2 separate regions of the Homo sapiens genome follow, and region 1 is linked to region 2. A link is a loop called in an ENCODE intact Hi-C map of the cell type or tissue named here. Cell type or tissue: Calu3. All regions are shown on one strand. Links, peaks and the distances in the headings refer to the core of each region. The heading gives the core; the rest is flanking DNA. Region 1 has its middle 210 kb from the start of LINC01195. Region 2 overlaps GRIN2A (glutamate ionotropic receptor NMDA type subunit 2A).

The links. A loop is a pair of places that touch in the nucleus more often than their neighbours do. Peaks named below come from ENCODE experiments on the same cell type or tissue, not always from the same donor. Only the 100,000 strongest peaks of a DNase experiment are listed, where the experiment ranks them.
Region 1: a loop joins it to region 2, with 2.6 times the contacts of the local background. A loop is called at or near these places in 1 of 110 quality-filtered maps.

Annotation. Positions count from the first base shown.
Region 1 is chr16:9,661,934-9,672,480 of GRCh38, reverse strand. No RefSeq gene overlaps it. Among named protein-coding and RNA genes, the nearest start is that of LINC01195, 210 kb to the right of the region's middle. RefSeq lists an enhancer at 1,460-2,239. In Calu3, for the core only: no CTCF peak of the experiment used is centred there; a DNase peak (open chromatin) is centred at 6,480.
Region 2 is chr16:9,952,840-9,956,839 of GRCh38, reverse strand. All of the region lies in intron 2 of GRIN2A (glutamate ionotropic receptor NMDA type subunit 2A), which reads left to right. Among named protein-coding and RNA genes, the nearest start is that of GRIN2A, 230 kb to the left of the region's middle. RefSeq lists an enhancer at 1-81. In Calu3, for the core only: no CTCF peak of the experiment used is centred there; no DNase peak of the experiment used is centred there.

The DNA of each region.
Region 1 (10,547 bases), core at 4,108-8,107, 290 kb after region 2:
GCATCAGATCCCATTGCTCTAGGCAACGCTTATGCTGATAAGGTGGCTAGACAAGCAGCTAGCTCTCCAACTTCTGTCCCTCACGGCCAGTTTTTCTCCTTCACATTGGTCACTCCCACCTACTCCCCTGCTGAAACTTCCACCTATCAATCTCTTCCCACACAAGGCAAATAGTTCTTAGACCAAGGAATATATCTCCTGCCAGCCTCACAGGTCCATTCTATTCTGTTGTCATTTCATAACTTCTTCCATGTAGGTTACAAGCTGCTAGCCCGTCTCTTAGAACGTCTCATTTCCTTTCCATCATGGAAATCTATCCTCAAGGAGATCACTTCTCAGTGTTCCATCTGCTATTCTACTACCCCTCATGGATTGTTTAGGCCTCCTCCCTTTCCTACACATCAAGCTCGGGGATTTGTCCCTACCCAGGACTGGCAAATTGACTTTACTCACATGTCTCCAGTCAGAAAACTAAAATATCTCTTAGTCTGGGTAGACACTTTCACTGGATGGATAGAGGCCTTTCCTACAGGGTCTGAGAAGGCCACCGCAGTCATTTCTTCCCTTCTGTCAGACATAATTCCTCAGTTTAGCCTTCCCACCTCTATACAGTCTGATAACGGACCAGCCTTTATTAGTCAAATCAGCCAAGCAGCTTTTCAGGCTCTTAGTATTCAGTGAAACCTTTATATCCCTTACAGTCCTCAGTCTTCAGGAAAGGTAGAACACACTAATGGTCTTTTAAAAACACAACTCACCAAGCTCAGCCACCAACTTAAAAAGGACTGGACAATACTTTTACCACTTTCGCTTCTCAGAATTCAGGCCTGTCCTCAGAATGCTACAAGGTACAGCCCATTTAAGCTCCTGTATAGACGCTCCCTTTTATTAGGCCCCAGTCTCATTCCAGACGCCAGACCAACTTAGACTGTGCCCCAAAAAACTTGTCATCCCTACCATCTTCTGTCTAGTCATAGTACTATTCACCGTTCTCAACTACTCATACATGCCCTGCTCTTGTTTACACTGTTTCTCCAAGCCATCACAGCTGATATCTCCTGGTGCTATCCCCAAACTGCCACTCTAAATTCTTGAAGTAAATAAATAATCTTTGCTGGCAGGACTATGCTGAATCTCCTTAGGCACTCTCTAATCAGATGTCCTGGGTCCTCCCAATTCTTAGACCTTTTATACCTGTTTTTCTCCTTCTCTTATTCCATTTAGTTTTTCAATTTATACAAAACCGTATCCAGGCCATCACCAATAATTCTACACGACAAATGTTTCTTCCAAAAACCCCACAATATCACCCCTTACCACGAAATGTTCCTTCAGCTTAATCTCTCTCACTCTAGGTTCCCACGCCGCCCCAATCCCGCTCAAAGCAGCCCTGAGAAACATCGCCCATTCTCTCTCTCCATACCACCCCCCAAACATTTTCGCCGCCCCCACACTTCAACACTATTTTGTTTTATTTTTCTTATTAATATAAGAAGGTAGGAATGTCAGGCCTCTGAGCCCAAGCCAAGCCATCGCATCCCCTGTGACTTGCACGTATATGCCCAGATGGCCTGAAGTAACTGAAGAATCACAAAAGAAGTGAAATGCCCTGCCCCGCCTTAACTGATGACATTCCACCACAAAAGAAATGTAAATGGCCGGTCCTTGCCTTAAATGATGACATTACTTTGTGAAAGTCCTTTTCCTGGCTCATCCTGGCTCAAAAAGCTCCCCCACTGAGCACTTTATGACCCCCACTCCTGCCCACCAGAGAACAAACCCCCTTTGACTGTAATTTTGCTTTACCCACCCAAATCTTATAAAATGGCCCCACCCCTATCTCCCTTCACTGACTCTCTTTTCGGACTCAGCCCACCTGCACCCAGGTGATTAAAAGCTTTATTGCTCACACAAAGCCTGTTTGGTGGTCTCTTCACACGGACACACATGAAACCAAGTACTGTACACATTGCATTCATCGTTTGACTCACATAATGAAAACATATTAAGGTAGAGGTTATTCTTGTTCTCATTTTATGGATGAAAAAACTGAGGTTCAGACAGGTTAAGTAACTTCCCTATAGTCACAGCACTCCTAAGTGGCAGCGCTGGGGTTGAGCTCCAAGTCTGTGAAAGTGAAAGGGCCATGCCTTTAACCAAATGCTACACTATCTCTGTGTTCTCTCTTTCATAAAGAAGCTTCATAAAGGGTTCTTAGATGTGGGAATTCAAGGAATCCTGGAAACACAAACATTGGGCTTAGGTCTATGCCTGCGGCATCCTCTGGGTACAGCCAGAGTGCTAATTAGCATTTGTTCATCGCCTCTAATTATCTGAGTCTCTGACAGTTTGAGTTCATGAATGCTAATGTGAGGGGAGAGTTGTGAGAAGTTAGAAGCAGAGGCCTCGGGCTTATAGAGACAAACGTTGTGTTTTAGCTGACCCAATGGCTTCTGGTGGGGCAGAGAGACCAGGACATGGAGTTAGAAACAGATTGAAATGAAGAGAGTCACTTACCATGTACCTTTTATCCCAAGAGCTCTCACTTTGCTGGAATTATGCCCTAAATAACCCAGCTCAAGGACTAATGAGTTTCAAAAGATTGATGTAGTAATTTTAACATTTGTATTGCAAAAGGTTGTAGAGCACATGTATTATTTTCTGCCTGCCCAGCAACAATTTTTCTTTCTTCTGGTAATAGGACATTGATTTTGCCTGGGAAGACACCCACTCCAACTTAAAGTCCATGTAATTCTGATGTTGTCCCCCAACCTACACCCCAGCCCTAGGCTCCAAGAGGGACCCTGTAATTCATACCTGCCCAATTACCATATTCTATCCTCATGGCCTCAGTGATTGACTCAGGAATAAGCCAATGAGATTCAATTCCAACTTTTCCTAAATGTTGGAGAAGTATCTAAGTTGTGAATAGATCTGATTGGCTTTAGGTTCAGCTATATCCAGAGGATCAAGTGTATAAACAAGAAGCTGTCATTCTCCATCTCTGGTCCTATTTTCCTTTATGTTGCTTCAGTTTTTTGTACACATTCTCTACATTTTAAGAATTCTGGCTACAAGCAGTGCCCTTCTCAGCCTTAGGCTCCATATATCAAATTTCACAAGAGAATTCTTCACTGCTCCCACTCACTTGCACAGTCTACCCCCTTGGCCAATTACAGCTGGGAAAATGCAGTTCTATGAGTGGCTGTATCCAGGTCACCCTTGCAGCTGCAGGGAGGTGGGGCAGCAGGTGCCATCAAGTTCACTGTTTGTGGAGGATGAGCAGTTTCTCCAAGGTAGGCAAATGCCCCGCACGGTTCCTTTTAACTATGAATGGGTCCCTATGTTTTTCACGTGTCCAGAAAATGGACTATGTCATTAGACTTTTCAGACTTGGAAGGGCACACTGGCTCTGTCAATGATGTCATTGGCCAAATCATATTCCTTGGAAGACTTTCAATCCAAGTTATAAGCAGATGTTGGTGACATAGCAGCATGCTACTGCCAAGACACAGGGACAGGCCAATGGACTCACTTGAGAGGATGCTTAATGGCCCATTTCCCTCCAAGAGCAGGAGACAGAGGAGATGGTGAGTCCCCCTGCCACCCAGCACAGCCTCAGCCTCCCTCATTCTTCCTTTCTCCTCTAGTCTCCCTCTTTTTTTTTTTTTTCTGAGGGAGTCTCACTCTGTTGCCCAGGCTGGAGTGCAGTGGCATGATCTTGGCTCACTGCAACCTCCACCTCCCGGCTTCAAGTGATTCTCCTGCCTCAGCCTCCCAAGTAGCTGAGACTACGGGTGCCTGCCACCATGCCCAGCTAATCTTTGTATTTTTAGTAGAGACAGGGTTTTGCCATGTTGGCCAGGCTAATTTAGAACTCCTGGCCTCAGGTGATCTACCATGCCCAGCCTCCAGTGTCCCTGTTATACCCCTTCTCATCTCCTGCCAGGGTATTATTCTCAATTTAAGCTACTGATGTCACTCTTTCTAAATGTCAGCGGGTCCTCATTTTATACTTCAAAATCCAAGGTTTTCAACTTGGCATCTGGGCTATTTGCAGCCCATCCAGAACCCACCTGTTGTTTTAAAATTTTTTTAAGGCTGGGCACAGTGGCTCACGCCTGTAATCCCAGCATTTTGGGAGGCCGAGGTTGGCGGATCATGAGGTCAGGAGGTCCAGATCATCCTGGCCAACATGGTGAAAACCCGTCTCTACTAAAAATACAAAAATTAGCTGGGCATGGTGGCACACGCCTGTAATCCCAGCTATTCGGGAGGCTGAGGCAGGAGAATGGCTTGAACCTGGGAGGCGGAGATTGCACTCCAGCCTGGTGACAGAGTGAGACTCTGTCTCAAAAAAAAAAAAAAATTAATTTTAATTTGTTTTGAGATAGGGTCTCACTATGTTGTCCAGGTTGGTCTCAAATTTCTCCCCACAAGCATTCCCACTTCAGCCTCTTGAGTTGTTGGAATTACAGGCGTGAGCCACCACACCCGTCTCTTCCCCACCTTTCTAATGAGGACGCTTCCTTGTTTCTCTACCTCCTCGTTTCCTCCATTCTTTGTCGTGCTCCAACTGCAGTGAGTTATTTTTTTTGTTCCATGTGGGTACTGGTTCTTTGGCACCTCTGCACCTATAATTGTGTTGCCTAGGACACCTTTGTCCACGAACAATCTTTTAAAAACTCTCCCTCTATTAAGCCTACACTACACACTATCATCATCTGAGACAAGCTTTGAGAGCACAAATTCTGGAACTCCAACACCCTGATTCCACCATTTATTACCCCTGTGATCTTGGACAAGTTAGCCTCAGTTTTCTCATCTGTAAAGTTTGAGATATTAATAATAATAGGGTATCTTCCTCTTGGAATTGTTGTGAGGTTTAAATGTATTAAATTATCTAACACACTTGGAGCAGTGCCTGACACATGAACACTCCAAAAGTGTTTGTTTATTGTTATTTTATTCATTCCCATACCTGTCTCCTTGTAAACTCTAGGCTCTTTGAGGGCAGTGAATGTGGCTTTTTTTTTTTTTTTTCTGCATCCTCAATGTTTATTAATTGCTCTTTTTCCTTCCCTAACTGGGTTTGTGAACACTGAGCATCAACATCTCCAGTCTCATCATGGGAGACACTCATCCAGAAGCAAATCTCAGCCAACAGGAGCGGAGCCAACGTGGGTGGCTGCAACTGCAGTAAGATTGCCACCATTCGGGGGCCAGCCAGGATCTCATGCCTAGTGCTGCTTTGGTGGCTATGATGGACCATTTCAACAGGTGACCACATGGAGAATTGAGCAACATATTCTTATGGAAACAGCACCTGTACAGGGAAAGGCACAGTATGTGGGGAAACACAGGAAACAACACAGAGGAAGAAGAAGCACTTGAGGAGACAGTGTTCCTCTGAGCTCGGCGTGCTGTGTTGTCTGCTGGGCGGCTGGCGGAGGACCAGGGCACAGAGCAGTATTTAACTGCTCAGCTCTTGCTCTGAACAGCTGAGCTATAAATGCTCATACCTCAGCCGAAGAATAAGCAACCTAATCTTAACTTGTATTCCAGTAAAAATAAAAATACGTTGGGTTGGAAGAAAGAGAGATGCATTGCCTTTTGATTTCACTTACCACCTCTTTTATTGCAAGAATTGTATTGCTGCTCCTCCAGCTGTGATAACTCTTTCAGGAATAATAAGAGCTCTCACCTGTCTTAAACAGACCAATGAAAGAATCTAGTCCTTCTGCGCTGTTTGTGGATATTGAGTTAAGTAGTAACTGGCACTTATAGGCCACCTTAACGTGCATTATCATCGTACCCTCAGGGCAGTCATTGGAGGTAAGTGTGGCAATCATCTTGGTTATAGATGAGCAAATGAAGAACAGAGAAGCTAAGCAGTTTGTTCAAGGTCACACAGCCAGCCTGTAAGATAAGACGGTATAAAGGAAAGAGCTCCATTTTGAGGTCAGATAGTTCTGGGTTCTTATCTCTCATCTGTTACTTAGTAGCTGGGTGACCTTGTTGTTTCTCCTCTCTGAGTCTACATTTCCTAGTTATTAAAATGATATAGTAATGCTCACTCCATGGATTTATTATAAATTCAGTGGAACATTTATATAAAAAGACAATGTCAAATATACTGCTTAATAATTCCTTCTCCATTTGCTCCTTTTTCTTCCTAAGAAAAACAGTTGTTGGAGCTTGAACTCAGACCAGCTGATCTCCCAGCCCACACTCTTTGCACCCCTCCACGCTGCCTGCCGTCTCTACCCTCTGCCACTATGACAGTACAATGGCAGGCGGGAGGTGATGCCTTCTTGTAAATCATCTGTGATACAGTGAGGAAGATCCCTGGGTACTACAGGAACATGCATTTATTCACTTATTCAGTGAGTGAGCTCCATGTGGATTTAGGGGGAGGGCGGGTCCAGCTTTGAATATGTGCTTGTTAAATTGTCTGTGTGAGGAGCCGAGGGGCACTGTTCAATAGGTAGCTGGATATGCAGAGCTGAAGCTTGGGAAACCAGTCTGAGCTTTGGCTGCAGATTTATGACTCATCATTGTACAAGGGATCAGAATATAATACCTGCTTTCATGACTCTCAGAGGTGGTGGAAACAAGGTGTGGCAGAGACAGAAATAATTACAATACAATATAAAATATGACAAAGGCTAGATTACGATAAATCCAAGAGGACAAGAACTTTGTCCTCATGGAGCTTAGGTTGCAGTGAAATTTAAGAGACATGAATCGAAGTTTCCATTCAAATGTATGCTAAAAATTGTAGTAACGATCTTTCCAGCTGGGTCTGTGGTGACTTCAAAATTCATTAATTTAGTTGTTCATCCTTACGAAAGTTATATTTGTTTTTGTTTTTGTTTTGGGATAGAGTCTCACTCTTTGCCCAGGCTGGAGTGCAGTGGGCCGATCTCAGTATACTGCAACCTCTGCCTCCCAGGTTCAAGCGATTCTCCTGTCTCAGCCTCCCAAGTAGCTGGGATTACAGGTGCCCGCCACCACACCTGGCTAATTTTTGTATTTTTAGTAGAGATGGGGTTTCACCATGTTGACCAGGCTGGTCTCAAACTCCTGACCTCAGGTAATCCAGCTGCCTTGGCCCGTGTTGGGATTACAGGCGTGAGCCACTGTGCCCGGCCCATCCTTACAAAGGATATTTATTCTGCTCCTATTATAAACCAGACTCCATGCCGGGTTCTGGAGATAATGTGATGAGTAAAAGAAGATGCATCCTTTTTCTCCCATGGAGCTTAGAGTTTATCGGAAGAGACAGATCAAATGTTTGCATAATACACATAAAATTGCAACCATGACAAGGGGTATAATGAATAGCAAATGATACTAGAAAGTATCAACCTAAACAGAAAGGTTGGGAAGACTTCCATGAGGAAAGTTCTGATGATATTAGAACTGGGTACTAAAGGATGATGAAGCATGAACTAGGTGAAGAAAGAAGGATGAAGAACTTAAAAGAACAGCATGTGCAAAAGCCTCGTGGCAGGAAGAGTGTTGTGCCTAGAAAGGACTGGCAAAAACCAGTGTAGCTTCATTCAGTGGGTTTCCGGCTACAGTTCAAAATCCATCACTGTATCTTCAGTTACAGCACAGATTTAGGTCCCGTCATATCTAGTTACCTTGATTCTAAGATGTCAATGATCGTAAGTTATCCCATTGGTTTGTTAACATTGTTTTTTTAAATTGAAAATTGAAACAAAAAAAATGGTGAGAGCTTTACTACCACATTCAATGACTACATTAATTTTTTTTTTTTTTTTTTTGACATGTTGTCTCGCTCTGTCACTCAGGCTGGAGTGCAGTGGTGCGATCTTGGCTCATTGCAGCCTTTGTCTCCTGGTTTCAAGCAATTCTCCCACGTTAGCCTCCCAAGTAGCTGGGATTACAGGGGCGCACCACCACACCTGAGTAACTTTTGCATTTTTAGTACACAGGATTTCACGATGTTGGCCAGGCTGGTGTCAAACTCCTGACCTCAGGTGATCCACCCACCTCAGCCTCCCAAAGTGCTGGGATTACAGGGGTGAACCACCGCACCTGGCCTACATTGATTTTTTAAGTGGACATTTTATTTGGGTAATTTTAGATTTACAGAAAACATATCAATTTAAAGATGCATTCTGAACCTCAAAATGTGAAGAAGATGCTTCTTGGAATTGAAGCAATTTTTACGATTATGACCACCTGAGCTAACATAATTAACTTTTTACCATGTATCAGACACTCTGCTAAGCACCTTTAATTTAAAACTCAGACAAAACAGGTGCAAAATGATTAACACACTTTCCTGGAGTCACCCTGTTACCAAGTCAGGGCTTTCACCCCAGCTGTTTGGGTCCAGACCTCTGTGACAACTCTATGCCCCCGGCCCAGTTCCCCTTCCCAGGATGTACTTTTCTTTCACCAGTTGCTTTTGGGAAAACGTGGTGAGCTGAGTGACAAAGGATGAGGCTGAAGGGGTCTCTGTTCTTATCTGATGACACAACCTGTGGCTTTGGGCATGTCTCTTTCCCCTCTGTAATCTCTTTTCCCAAGTCAGACCAAGCACAACATGAAAATGTCGCAGATTCCCTAGGGAGATGATTGTCGCCTCCAGGTTTAAGGCCAGCCTGTTCACACCAGCTGCACTAGTTCCAGGAGCTGGACTTTCCAATAAAGAGGGAGCCCAGAGGCTGGTGAAGTCCAGATGATTATTCATGTTCCTTTCCAGATAATCATAGTCATCCCTAGATCTCATTTATCTTGTCCCCTCCTGGGTACCACTACAGGAAGTTAGCCATTACTCATCACTCAACTGTTGATCTCTTTTGCTAGCTTGTTGATTGGCTTCATGACAACTTTGGTGGCAGATATTTAAGTGAATGAGAGAGGTCCACCAAAAGGAAGGTTAGAAAAAAATAAAATTTACTCTTACTCATTCTCAACCATATGAAAGACCCTGTACTTAAGGATAGCAATAGCTGTCACTCATAAGGCCTCAGGGTTCCAGTATTCCTTGCTTGGCATAATGCACACATTTCCCATTCTTAATTGTTTCTTTGGGCTAAGATATTTATACATTTTATATTTATATATTTATACATTTTATGATCGGTACAGAGACACATAACCTATAAGTGTTAGAGCTTAAAAGCATGGGTCTATATTCAGACTATCTGGGATTGAACCCTAGCTCCACTGTTTTCTTTGGGAACATAGACAAGTTACTAAATTCTCCAGGCCTCAGTTTCTTTATCTGTAAAATGAACTTAATAATAACACATATCTTACAAATTTGGGATATGTCCCTTCTCTCCTGTGCTCTCACACAGCCTCCTGTGGTCTCCATAAGTTCACTGATGATTCTGTTAGCCTGACTAAATTCTCTGTCCCTTCAAGGGCAGGAAGTGCACCAGACCCATTTCCAAGGATGTTTTCACTAAATTTTTGATGAACAAATAAATATTGGGGGAAAACCCAGGCAGAGATCCACGTCTTGATTCTAGTCTTACTTCAACCATCAAATTACTATGTGACCTTAGGTAAATCTCTAGCCTCCTCTAGAAGAGAGTTCTGTCTTATATATGTGTAGACTTGAAAATCTTCAGAGCCCTCTTCTTAGTTCTGAGGTTCTATACTTCTCCTTCTCTCTCATAAGAGAATTATGACTGTCTTTGTGGAAACAGTACATGATTGTCACTTAAATACATGACATAAAACATTTAAATAAGTTAAGTCGTGGTGGCTCATGCCTGTAATCCCAGCGCTTTGGGAAGCCAAAGTGGGAGGATTGCTTCAGCCCAGGAGTTCGAGACCAGCCTGGGCAACAAAGGGAGACCCCATCTCTATAAAAAATTAGCTGGTCATGTGGTGCATGCCTATGGTCCCAGCTATGCAGGAGGCTGAGGCAGGATTGCTTGAGCCCGGAAGGTTGAGGCTGCAGTGAACCAGGATGGCACCACTGCACTCTAGCCTGGACAACAGAGCGAGACTCTGTCTCAAAAATCAAAAACAAAAGCAAAACAGAAGAAATAATTAACACTTAAATAATTCAGAAAAGTGCAAAGAAAGAGTAAAAAACTTAACCCAGACTCCACCATCTAGAAATTCCACCATCTAGAAATAACGATGGCTAGCATTGGATGAAGATGGTTCCAGACGTCTTATGCTTATATCCTAATAGAAGCAAGATCAACAGATAGAAATAAGATTACAAAAACAGGACCATAGCATCCTGATTCTTTTTGAAATACAGTACTGAATTAATTTTTTTATTGGATAGAAGAAGAAAGTAAAAGAAGAGTAGAACTGGAAGAAAAAGAAACTGAAATGAAACTAAAGGAATTGCTGAACTTCAAAGTCCTATTATCCTGACATCAAATACTCATGAGGCTACAGCCTGACAAATACCAACAATTCTGATGCAAAGACATTTCAAATTAGAGGATAGAACAGATGCCTTTTAATTCTGAGTGTGAGATCTCAGCTCTAAACTGGAAGAATAGGCTGCAGGGTCCAGACAATTTGATTTGAGCGGG
Region 2 (4,000 bases), core at 1-4,000:
GGCATTCTGTCCTCTCCTCTTTGCCTAGATAACCCCTACTCCAGCATCTCCTGTTTGGAGAAGTCTTCAACCATCTAAATTGTTCTGTTTCCCCCATTGTGCATTCTTAATGCACCATAAGCTTTTCTTACAAAATGTGAATTTCAATGGCAATTTTACACGTGTGTAGTTGTTTAATTAATATTTGTCTTTTCCATCTGGATCATAAGCTCTTTGAGCGCAGGTTTCATGGCTGTTTTTGTTCACTACTGGATTCTCAGCCTTCAGCACTGTACCTGGTCCAGAGATGAATAAATAATAGGTTAAATGAATGAATTAATTAAAGACACAGTTAAGTGATAATTGACATCTGGCTCACTGTGCAGTTCTAGAAGTTGGTAAGATTCATACTATTTGTCATTCCTGTGAAGAGACTGAAGCTCTAAAGATCAGTGAAATGAAGTGAGTTTCCTGAGACACACGGCTCATACGTGATAAACCAGGACTTGCATAGATCCCCTGAGAATCTGAATTTTTATTCACCTTTGCTTTTTAAGTATGGGTATTATGTGGCTTATAGGTAGAGGTTTAAAATTTTTTAAGTTAAAACATGAAAATAACAGAAACAAAAACAGAAAACACAAGAAAGCCCACAGGACAGTGGATTCTTTCCAAACATCTCACTTCAGTGGCAGCTACATTTGAAGAAAGTCTACTTGTTGCATTTAAATTACCTGTCACAAATCACAGTGTTCACCCAGTAGCAGCTAGGAGGGGCTGATTCAAGCCCCTGAGAATTGTTTTGTGTCTTGATCATGAGTCCGAACAACAGAACTTTACAAGGATGTTGCAAGCCGCTTTAAGGGGTGATGGAACCAATGATAGGAACCAGCACCTAACACCTGGCAGAGACTTTGTCAGCGTGATGCCCAAGCCCCTGGGGATTTCTGCCCAAAGGTGATACAGCCTGATGGGTTTCCTGGTTTGTTGAAGCTGGCGGTGAGAGAGAGTTTGAAAGAAATGACTTACTCGATGCTGTGTGACACAGGGAGCTCATTCGCCTTGATGCACTTAGGCAAGCTGCCTAACCTCATTCAAAACAAGCCAGTAAACTAGTAAACCAAAACAAAACCAAAAATGGAATTAGGCTTCTACAGTGCTGGAGATATAGTGATTAGTAAGACAAAATAAAACAGCACACATAGCCCCTGCCTTTCTGGACAATTTGTTTAAATGGTGGACACATACATTCATGAAAGCAGTCTATAAATCAATGTTGATTAACAGCCACATTAAGTACTATGAAAATATTAGGTTGGTGCAAAAGTAATTGCTGTTTTTGCCATTAAAGGTAGGGGCAGTAACAGTAATTTACTTTTGCACTAACCTAATACAAGAAAGAGCATGGAAGAGCGGAAATTTGCCTAATCCGTGAGGGTATGGAAGACATCCCTTAGGAAATGATGATCTAGAAATGAATGAAGGAAGAATAGGAGTTGGACAGAGAAGGTAAGAACAGTTCAAGGAACCTGGAACAAGACAAGCAAAGTCTCTGTGGTGGACACAAGGTGGCCGAGAGGTCATTGCATCCAGAGAGGAGAAAGCAAGGTGGGGAGGCTGTGATCTGTGACAAGACTACATATCCCATTGGTATCCACAGGCCATGTGGTGATTTGTGGTATTTGTCCTCAGTGACATTTGACACTGAATGGTCAGCACTGCAGTAGTGGTAAGCTCAGGCTGTTGAGAGAGTGAAACCCTCGCCTTGACTCAGGCAAATGGCTGCAAGGATTTATTGACTGCCCATGGGGATGACACCAAACTCATCCCCAACTTCAGACAGTCTGTAGAATAAGTACAGTCTGATCCCAGGTGATGGAAACCACATCATCACAGTCACTATGTGCATAATAACTGTGGAGTAAGCCTAACGCCACTTGGTACAAACTTACCACTCAACATAATGAACATAAAGGACGCTGGCCTGGAGAAAGGAGGACTTTGACTCATATTGAATTCTGGATTCATCCCACTGCATGACTTGCTTTGTCGATGCATTTCATTTAAGTCTGGAGAGGACTTGAGTGCCGGGTAGAGAGATTTATTTAGAGGCAGAAGGCTCATTAAAATCCCAACCTTTTTGTTTTGTTTTGTTTTAAGCCAGGGGTACCTCTAATTTGTGGCCTGAAAATTTTGCTCGGCAAGGGATTGAAAAATGGAGAGATGGGTTTGTATGCCAGGACTGTCTAATCACCATCTTGTGTGAGCTTTAGAAAAGGACTCATTCTGCAGGCTATTAATGAGGTGAGTGTTTAATGGCCCCTTGATGCTCCCCCATCAGATATAGTGTCTTGAGTTTTTAATAAGCTCTGTTCTGGGTCCTTTACAAATCAGAGTGTTGGAACAAATCCTTGAGGAGACATCAACAGCAAGATGATGCAATGTGTGTGAGCTGGAAAGAGCAGCCGTCTTAACTCCAGAGAGTGTCTAGGAATCTGTCTATCTCAATCTGCCGACCATGTGCACATCTAATTTTCACTTCCTTTTTGTTCTCTGGGGAACAAGACACACTTAGATTTTACGTTTTCTCTGTAAGGAAAAGGTGATGTCCGGGGTGAAAAACTAAGGAATCTTGTTCTTCAACATTGAAGGTATATCGCAAGCATGATTTTGGAATTAAAAAGGAAAAATGTTCACTTCGTTTTCCTTTAGCATGTAGGGAGTTATTTTAGGATATCCTGTGTTTTCTGGCACAAGTTTCTCTGTCTAGGACAGAAGGATTGACTTAGAGGACATTGGGGAATGGGGAAAAAAGAAAGCAGGAGGAGGAGCCCCCTGACCCCAGTTTGAATCCCAGTATTCAGAGAAATTCTTCTCTATACCTCTAAAATACTGTTGTGTTTGAGAAGAAGCATGGGGCAGTTGGAAAGTGTTGGAACGTCCTCCACTGTCCCCTTTACTACTTCTGCCTCCTTCACTCCTCTGGACCACTCTGAGGTTGTGCTTCTACCTACTCCACTTGCCTTAAAGTCCCAGGTGAACATCTCACTGCACCACACAGCAGTACCTTTCAGCCTTTGTCTTCCTGGACACTAGACACCTTTCACCCCTGCCTTCGTCTTCAAGCTCTCTACTCCCGTGGCTTCTAAGTTATCGCATTCCCCGGCTTTCTCCTCGTACCTCTCCTACATTCCTTCTCTGCCTCTTTTCCACACACACTCTCCTTCTTTTGTTAGGGGATGCCATGCACAGCTGTCAACAACTACCGCCCCCAGCAGATAGACAACTTCTAAATCTCAAGCCTCAGCCCTGACCCCTTTCTCATCTTCAGACCTGCCTATCCACCTTCTTGGTGGACTCCCTGCAGGGAGGTTTCAAAAGCAGCTAACCTAAACCTGAATTCCATATGCATTTCTCTGTCCCCCTACCTATACTCACTTCCACCCTTGCTCACTCATTCATTCAAAAAACATTTACAGAGTGGCTACTGTATGTCAGGTACAAGGCTAGGTGCTGGAGCTACAATTGTGAGGAAGAAAGCAGGGTCCCTAACCTGTTCTCCACTTTTGTAAGTGACATCACCATTCACTTGGCAATCCTCTTTCACTCCCCAATCTCCCTGCCAATCCGATCCATGAGTTGCCAAGACCAGTTGAATGTACCTCCTAAACATCTCTTGAACCTCTCTTTTGTGTATCTGTATTGCAGCAATCCTAGTTCAGATCTTTCTCTCTTTTCTGGAGTTGCTTTAGTGAGATTTCTCTGGGCCTGCTTTTCTGCCTTCATTCATTCCCTCCTCCAAGCCCTTCCTCATACTCAAGCTCAAGTGGTCCTTCCCGAAGATAAAAACTTGCTCATGTCACACCGCTGCTAAAAAATTCTTTCATGGATTCTTCTCGTCAACCCCAGAAAGCATTAACTCCTTGTCTCTTTTTTTCACTCCCTGTCTGTGTCTCTCCATCCTTCCTCCTTTCCATGCTCTTTCTTCCTCCCTCTTTTTCTTCCTTTTTCCCTTTTTCTC